Linked DNA regions of Homo sapiens: regions 2 and 3 are each linked to region 1. Evidence: chromatin contacts called from ENCODE Hi-C or POLR2A ChIA-PET data. All regions are on one chromosome and are shown on one strand. Each heading gives the region's core, a stretch centred on a gene start or an enhancer-like site at or near the end of the contact. The rest is flanking DNA. Distances are from core to core; before and after follow the strand shown.

Region 1 (2,700 bases), core at 190-2,689:
GCTCCGTCTGCTCCGACTGACCCCGCATTTTATTGCGGCCAGGAGCCCTGCTCCTCCCTCTCCTCCGCTCTGCAGGGACCTCGCGCGCCGCGAGCCGCCCTGCCTCCTGCCTTCGCCTCGGCGCAGCTCCCGCACCCCACATCCGCCCGCCGCTGCCCGGCCTCGCCCCCCGCCCGGCCGCCCCGCGCCCCGGCGCGCCCCCTCGCCTCGGCGCCGCGGGAGCAGCCGCCCGGCGGCGCGTGTGTACCCGTGTGTTTGTGTGCGGTGCCCCTACACCCTCCCCAGCCGCTCCCGCCTCGCCCGCCCCCGACTCCCCTCCTCCGCCGCCGCCTCCTCCACCTCCGCCTCCTCCTGCTCCAGCCGCCGCCGCCGCTGCCGCCGGCGGCTCGGGGGCCGACCAACCCCGGCGCAACCTTTAGCCAGGGACGGACCTCTCCCTGGATCCTGTACCCGGCGGCTGCTGCGCGCCCTCTCCCCGACACCCCCAAACGCCATGTCACGGCCCCCAGCCCTCCGCGCGCCCCGACCCCCGCACCCTCAGGCGCCGGAATCCACAAGGAATTTTTTTTTTTTTAAGATTCCAACCTCTCCCACCTCCCCCCACCAAACCCCCGATAAAACCCCCGGCATCCACACTACTCCCCTCCTCCCTTCTCTTGCCCCCTCCCCCCAGCAACCCAGAGTGAGGAGGGGGAAGGGGAGGGAAAGGGAAAAAAAAGCCCGATCTCAAGGAAAAAAAGGGGGGGGGTGAGAGAAAGAAAGAAAAAGAGAGAGAGAATAGAAAGGGCACGGGGCTGATCATCACCAACATGGCTGCCTCAGCATAGACCTAAACGAGGAGTAACCCGGGCTGTGTCTTTGTCAGTTTCACCTCTGTAACCCTAAACTAATGCAGAAAACAACGGAGGAGGCTGCGGAGGGGAAAGAGGAGAGGGAGGGCGAGAAAATGGCACGAGAGGAGGTGGAGAAGGGATGACTTACGTGAGGGAAGGCGCTTGGGCTGCTCCTGCTTCCTCCTGGGCATTTTCCCCCTTTTCTCACATTCTCCTCCTTGGTTAATGTGAGATCAAATAAACCCCCGTGGGGGCAGAGAGGCAGACACTGGCAGGAGCGGGGAGGTAGTTGGGGGGCGGGCGGGCGGGCAGGGGGAAACCCCTTCTCCGGTGTGTGCAATGGGTTGAAGCTTGTTTCCTGGAGCCAGAAGAGGGGTTTTCTTCTTTTCTTTCCTTTCTTTTTTCCTTTTTTTTTTTTTTTTAAATTTTTGGTCGTGCACCTGGCTTGTCCCCGAGCGTAATATTCTTCAATGGAAACGGATCTAATAGGTGTGAGTGTGTGTGTGTCCTATGCTCGCGTGTGTGATGGGAGGTATAAATAAATGAGTGCCGGTGCGGCGGTGTCTATGGCCGCGCTCTGTGTCTCCGAGCCCCTAACACTAATGTCGGGATCAAAGGGCAGCGGCGGCGGCAGCACAGCTCACAGCTCGCTCTCTTGCTCTCTCTCTCTCTCTTTCTCGCTCTCTCTCCTCTCGCGCTCTCTCTCTCGCTCTCTCTCTGTCACACACACACACACACAAGAGGCACAGACTGAGGGAAAGAGCGAGAGCTACACACACACACACGCACGCACACACACACACAGAGCAAAGAGGAAAGTGCCCCAAGGCTCCCAGGGCGGACTCAGCCTCGGATTTACAACCGCTCTGTCTGGAAAGAATGGGGGGCGCGCGTGCGGGGGTGGGATGGAGTTCTTCAAATTTATCCCGCTAGTCACCAAATCTAGGGGGAAAAAGTTTTTCTCACTCTTTAAACAACGATTAGTTCATTATTTTACTGACTTTTAAAAAGGAAATAAATTTCTCTCTTCACTTTCTTTTGTTTATTAAGCTACATTTTGTTCTGTATGAAATTCTGCAGGCTTTTGTCCCTACCCCATCACCTTAAATCTGGAGGTTATCGTCTCCCACACACTCTTCAAAAACATTCCAAAAAAACTAATTTAAAAAAAATGAAGACAACATATGGTGAAATCAATAACTTGGTTGACAGTTGACAGAATAAGTGCCCAGTTTTGGAGTGTCCACTGGAGTTAAAACTGAAAAATGCTCCTAAATGAACATTACAGCTACTTGACAAAGAGAGGAAAATAAGATTAGGTCACCCCTGATGGTTGCTTTAACTGCTACGTGATACTCCTAGAGTGCACACAGCAATCTTTACTTCGGAAATTCACTTTTTCCCCTGCTATATACTGCAGGTATATGAAGTTTACCCTGAAGCAATTCCAGTGTGCATTATGAGCCCAATATAGCAGTTTTCATTAACTGATACATACTTTCATTACCTTACAAATCACACATCTTTCTTCAAAGAGAGACATAAAGGAGAAAAATAGAAAAGGACGGGTCTCACTAGAGCACAAAAGGTACTTGGTGAAAGAGGACTGTTCTCTTTGTGACTTGCAGTCATTTGGATAAAAGTTCACTCAGAGGTTGTTAATGATTTAAACTCCAAAACCTGCTACTATAATTGAAATAAAAATGGTCTGAAGAAGAGTTGTTTCATAAAACTCTCTTTGTAAGAGGAAACTTTGAACTTAGCAGAATACATTATATGTCATGAGTCATGTAGCTAGAAAATAAAAAGGTGCATTATTTAACTACATCTTCCCTTTTTAGCTTTTTTAAAACTCTGACTCATCATC
Region 2 (2,700 bases), core at 13-2,512, 5.4 Mb before region 1:
ATGACGGCTTATGCACCCTGCACATGGCTAGTGTTCTACAATTAGTCCATTTTTTAAACGCTGGTTGAGATGTGGGAAAGTATGTATCACTTGCTTCAATTCAAGGAGTTGGAAGGAATATACATATATACACTTGCATATAATATTTTTGGAATTAGAAACAAGAAAGTAATACTGGTTGCTTCTGAGCAAGGTGACGGAGGTATCAGGAGTTTTGGGTGGATGGGGAAATTTGTTTTCAGTATCAGTTGTCCTTTGTATTTATATTCTACTCTCCCCCTTGCTCTTTCTCCTCCAGCCACCCCGGCCTTCTTGCTCTTCCTCCAACATTTCAAAAACCCTCCCAATTCAAGGTCTTTGCACTTGTCATTCTGGTGCCTGGATCACTCTCCCTCCAGATACTCCCACAGTAAACTCCCTTACTTCGTTCAATGAGGCCAAAATGCCACGTTAATAATGAGACTTCCTTGACCACACTGTATGCAATGACTTCCCCCACAGACTCCCCATTACCCCTTAGCTAACAACCCCTATACCCTTAACATTTAGTAGCATCTGACATATTAAATATTTGGCTGTTTGTTTCGTGTTTGACTGCCTTTTGGAACACTGCCTGTGCTAACAATCAACAAATACTTGTTGAATTAAGAAACTTACTGCTTGAGGTTTTTAAAAAGTAATCACGAAATTACTTTTTCAACAAAAACAACCAGTTAGGGAATAAACATTTGATAAATTAACTTTTAGACCTATAGTATTATAGGATAAAGTCCAAACTTCGTTTCTCAACACATGGACTTTCCTCATCTGCCACGTATTGGCCACAGTCAAGTAGCCGGTTCCCTTTTCTCGTGCATAAAGTGGAGTTATTCATAATTACTTCACAGAATTAAGATTCAATGCAGATGAAAGCGCTTTTGTAACTAAGGCACTATAAGTTACCGTAAGCACAGGGTTTCTTCCGCGCTTGGAGCCTAGGAATAGTACAAGGTGTCAACCCGCGCTAAGGACCTGAGGTTCAAGGAGGGAAAAGTCTCCAGCGCAGCGCTAGGAGGCGCTACTCCGGCGCGGGGCGGGGCTCCTGGCCGCCGTTGCCAGGGAAACCGTCTGGGCGTCCCTAGTATCTGAGCCCTCGCGCCTGGGCCACTCAGCTCGACCTCTCTCCAGCGTTAGCAATAGGTGGAGCGCGGGCCAATCGGAAGAGGCCGGAGGGGCGGGGCGGGCAGTGGCCCTGGGAAGGCGGGTCCGCGGCCTCGCTCCCTGACTTCCGGGTCGCGGTGCTTGAAGGGAGTGTTCCGTCGTTTCCGTTGCCGGCTGTTTGCAGTGGGGAAACCGAGGCAGCTCCTGCTCCCCCTAGTTCTTCCGCTCCTGTGAGGTGGCTGCTGTTTCTTTTCCTCTTGCCCCGGATGCCTCGGTGCGGCTGCACTGAGAGCGCGCGGGCTCGCGAGCCCCGCGGGGTTCTGCGGGAACCCGGGGGCGCCTGGGCCGGCGGGTCTTTGTGCGAGCCCTGCCCTCCCATTCGCGGGCGGCGCGCGAGGGGGGTCGGCGCAGAGACGCCCAGAGCCCTGGGGTGCTCAGGCGCCGCTACGCGTGCATCCCCTCTGCTCGGCAGTTCTGCGCTTTTGTCCTAATGAGCGCGGACTAGATGGCTTGATTTTCAAGATAATGATCAACCCAGCTGTGCTATGCGCTCTTTCTGCACTGACCTGCGGGTACTTCGAACTTCGACAGTCCCTCCTCAGGCCCTAGTCCAGAGGTGACGTGTCTGTGGGAATGTTTAAGGCAGGAAGGAGACGAGCAATTTTGTTTTTAAGTATCTCCCTCTCACTAGTATCTCCCTGACTTTTTCATTTAGAAGCTGAAGAATTTTCTTATGGCATAAGATATAGTTGTATCGAGTGTGTACTTAGCAAAACAAAAACTTGTTAGTATTTCTGCCCTTGACCTATTGAATGGAAAATCAAGAATGAGCTAAGGTGTTATATACTCAGTGTTCAACTTGTATACTTAAGTTTGTAGTGTTTTTATTTGCTGGCATCACCTGACTGGGACAGTTGTAACGAATTATCCACATGGGATAAGAAGAGTGTATTCTATAAAAACAACTCTGATGTTTTGGTATATATTTTAATTGTTGATTAGTTGGAGTCCTCTTGATCTTGAACTGTTGAGCCCCAGTTCTCAAAGAATGGGAAGTTAGGAAACTAAGATATGAAATACAATTATTTAGCAAAAAGTGCAAACCATTCTGTTACTCTTTCAAGCCATTGAATAGTTTGAGTACATTGTTTGAATTTTAGTTTTGAAAAAGTGATTAATTGGCCATTTGATCATCAATTAATAGCGGTATATATTACACCTGCCATTGTTTTTAAATGCCTAATTAAACTGTCAAAACAGACACAATGAAATGATAGATACATAATTTGAGATTTGATCAGTTGTATAAACTTTTTAAATTTTAAAATTCAGTTTAAGGTCATTAAGCTTGTCTTGTATGTTTCCCTCCTCCAGGAAAAAAAAATGTTTATTTCTTTGTGGGAGTTCTTCTATGGGCACTTTTTTCGATTTTGGATGAAATGGCTATTACGACAGATGACTGGGAAGTGTGAATTGCAGCGAATATTTGATACCTATGTAGGTGCACAAAGGACACACAGGATAGGTAATGTTATTCAAAAAGAAAAAGTACTAATAAAA
Region 3 (2,700 bases), core at 177-2,676, 5.6 Mb before region 1:
CATGGATGAACTCTGAGGCATTATGCTAAATGAAATAAGCCAGTCATAAAAGGGCAAATTCTGTATTATTCCACTTAGGTGAGGTACCTAGAGTAGTCAAACTGATAAACACAAAGTAAGATGATTACTGCCAGAGGATGAGGGGAATAGGAAATGGAGAGTTGCTCTTTAATAGGTATACAGTTTTAGTTTGGCAAGATGAAAAGAGAGATTGGTTCTGGAGATTGGTTGGAGAACAATGTGGAATGTATCTTATACTACTGAAGTTAAAAATGGTTAAGATGGTAAATTTTATTCTATGTATATTTCACTACAATTAAAAATATTTAAAAATACTGTTCTAGCAAAAACAAAAGGTTGCTTTTAATAGTTTCTCTTGATCTTTGGTGTCCTGCAATTTCACCGTTGCATAGAATTCTTATATTAATCCTGCTCAAGAATAAGTACTTCTTGAATCTGAAAATTCAAATATTCCACAATCTTGGAAAATTCTTAGTTATTACTCTTTGAATACTGCCTGCATCCATTCTCTCTAGTCTCTCTTTTTTGGCACTCCTATTAGATTTATGTTGGATTTTTTTTCATTTATTTAGCTCCTACATTGCATTCTAGTAAATTTCCTCAAACTGAATATTGCAGTCGCAGCCAAATGCATAGTTCTCAAAACACTGAATAGAAGATATTTTTATATAGCTCTTAAAATGATTAAGGCGATGTGTCAGCAAACTGTGCCAGAAGTAAAAAGTCAAGAAACAGGGAGACATAAGGCTTGTCTCTACAGCTTAGGAGGCTGTGCCAAAGCCAAAATAATAATGTATTGCTGTGGATGTCTACCTTGTACTCAACGAATATTAAAGCAGGATGCCGCTTTGTGTCAAGTACTAGATTACGATGAACGGTGTCACGAAGAACACTCCACTCTTGATACCGTATATGTGACCTTGAGCAAGAAATGTGTTCACGCTCAGGCTTCAGTTCCTTTCTGTGGGTTGCTGTGAGGCTCCACAGGGGTAAGGTAAGCACAAGTGCTATGCCTCAGTACCACTAGGGTATTTTCTCAATTCTAAAATATTAAATGGCCACGCACTACAGATTTAATAATAGTTTCGGAGGAGGGGCGTGAGGAGAGGAACATTCCACTAGCTCAACTATAAGCTTTCCGATTTCGGAAATAAGAAAAATATGAAAAAGTCTGCTTTTAGAATTAAGGAACGACGGTGTCGCGTTGACTTTCTCTGCTTGGTTCGCAAACGCTCTTTTCTCGAACTTGAATGACTTCTCTGTCGCTCATACCAACCTCTTTCCTGAATGACTTCTCTGTCGCTCATACCAGCCTCTTTCCTGATTTTCCACACTGGGATTCTCACTCCAATTCTCAGGTTTCCTGATAGACCTGATGAGCCGCTTCACCAGCGCCGCTTAGCTTCGCTTCTTTACTGTCATTGGCTGTCGCTGTTCCAGGTCCCGCCCACAGCGACCTCAATCCTGATTGGATGTCAGTGTCCTTTTGTTATGGCAAAGGTGGATCCCGGTGCTTTGAGATTGGACGACTGGGGTGAGGCGGGCAGCTAATGCGCAGGCGTGTATTCTCGAGTCAGGATTGGCGGGCGAGCGGCTGGGACGGGATGGGATTCTTCTCACGGCGCACGTTCTGTGGGCGGAGTGGGCGGAGCTGCCGGGGTCAGTTGGTCCAAGTGTCCCGGCCTGAGGTGTCGGCCGGATCCCTCCTTCTCCCGGCGCCTCAAGCGGAAGGTGAGGGCCGTCCCGGGCAGCGGAGGGCCTGGCCCCAGGCGACTAGAGCTGCATCCTCAGTACCTCCGAGGGCCTGGAGGGCGGGGCGGGCTGGACGCGGCCCTGCGCACCGGGGGCCCGGGAGGAGCGGTCTCGGGCCTGGGCATTTGGTGGGCGGCGGAGGCCTGGCTCCCGGCAGAACCCTTGCGCGACCTCTTTTTCTCCTGTTTTCGTTGTCAGGCCCAGGCGTTCTTTGGGAGAGGGACCTCTCGCGGTCCCTGACGCAGACATCGTGTAGCTTTCTCCCCGCAGCTCCTGGGTCGGGAGCCGCTTTGCAGCTCTCGGCTCTGGAATTGGACTGCGGGAGGGGCGTTTGGGTGGAATGGGACCTGGCACGCCTGGACCTTCCCGTGGCTGCTCTGCGAGAGCCTGAGAGATGGGAGGGGAGGCTGAGGTGGGGAGGGAGCCTAGAGAGCCGTAAAATAAGGATTGGACCATTTTTCCAGGCGGCGAAAGCGGCACCTGGGTTTGTTTCCTGATCGTCTTCTCCCCCAGAGTCCTGCTGAACAAGTTTTGGGAAGAAAGGTTTGGAAAGGAGAAAGAGGATACATTCCTGAAAGGCAGGGCTTCTGTTATACAGTGTGTCAACCTCACACTATTACGCAACAATAAGGACAGATGCCATTCCAGGTTGCCAACACGTTTTCTATGCCCGAGGACCCAAAGCTGTGCCCATGTATTCTGGTACCTCTATTCCTGATTAAAATCAGTGTAGCTAGCCATTCTCTGAGAGTATAGCTTCCATTTAAATCCTCATTTGGCCAAACAGTTCCTTGATCTTGTGGAATTTGAAACTGGATTTATTTAACCAGGACAAGTCAAAGCAGAACTTGAACAGATCTGAACAGACATTATATTGAAGTTCCGTAGCTTGAAGGGAATGGAGTTTATTTTCAGTTGCTTAGTAAA

What was found. A loop is a pair of places that touch in the nucleus more often than their neighbours do. ChIA-PET counts read pairs that join two places held with the same protein, here RNA polymerase II (POLR2A). Pooled maps may share reads with other maps.
Region 2: a map of CD8-positive, alpha-beta T cell shows a loop between it and region 1 (9-fold over the local background). The contact joins the promoter of ELMOD2 here to the promoter of ZNF827 in region 1. A Hi-C loop is called at or near these places in 1 of 168 maps with a recorded cell type or tissue (CD8-positive, alpha-beta T cell) and 5 of 50 pooled maps. POLR2A ChIA-PET finds 5 or more read pairs at or near these places in 1 of 52 experiments (GM12878).
Region 3: a loop to region 1 is called in a map of naive thymus-derived CD4-positive, alpha-beta T cell, with 10 times the contacts of the local background. The contact joins the promoter of SCOC-AS1 here to the promoter of ZNF827 in region 1. A Hi-C loop is called at or near these places in 1 of 168 maps with a recorded cell type or tissue (naive thymus-derived CD4-positive, alpha-beta T cell) and 8 of 50 pooled maps. POLR2A ChIA-PET finds 5 or more read pairs at or near these places in 1 of 52 experiments (PC-9).

What each region holds. Positions count from the first base shown.
Region 1 is chr4:145,937,384-145,940,083 of GRCh38, forward strand. It overlaps ZNF827 (zinc finger protein 827), which reads right to left and starts at 1,440. Exons shown (of 15, transcript NM_001306215.2): 1 at 982-1,440. The coding sequence starts at 1,024. RefSeq lists silencers at 1-192, 313-382 and an enhancer at 757-816.
Region 2 is chr4:140,522,906-140,525,605 of GRCh38, forward strand. ELMOD2 (ELMO domain containing 2) reads left to right here and starts at 1,263. Exons shown (of 9, transcript NM_153702.4): 1 at 1,263-1,375; 2 at 2,515-2,665. The coding sequence starts at 2,524. RefSeq lists silencers at 965-1,314, 1,505-1,624.
Region 3 is chr4:140,371,966-140,374,665 of GRCh38, forward strand. SCOC-AS1 (SCOC antisense RNA 1) reads right to left here and starts at 1,427. Exons shown (of 5, transcript NR_033939.1): 1 at 1,298-1,427. It overlaps SCOC (short coiled-coil protein), which reads left to right and starts at 1,681. Exons shown (of 4, transcript NM_001153484.2): 1 at 1,681-1,752. RefSeq lists enhancers at 1,364-1,865, 1,561-1,610 and a silencer at 1,771-1,970.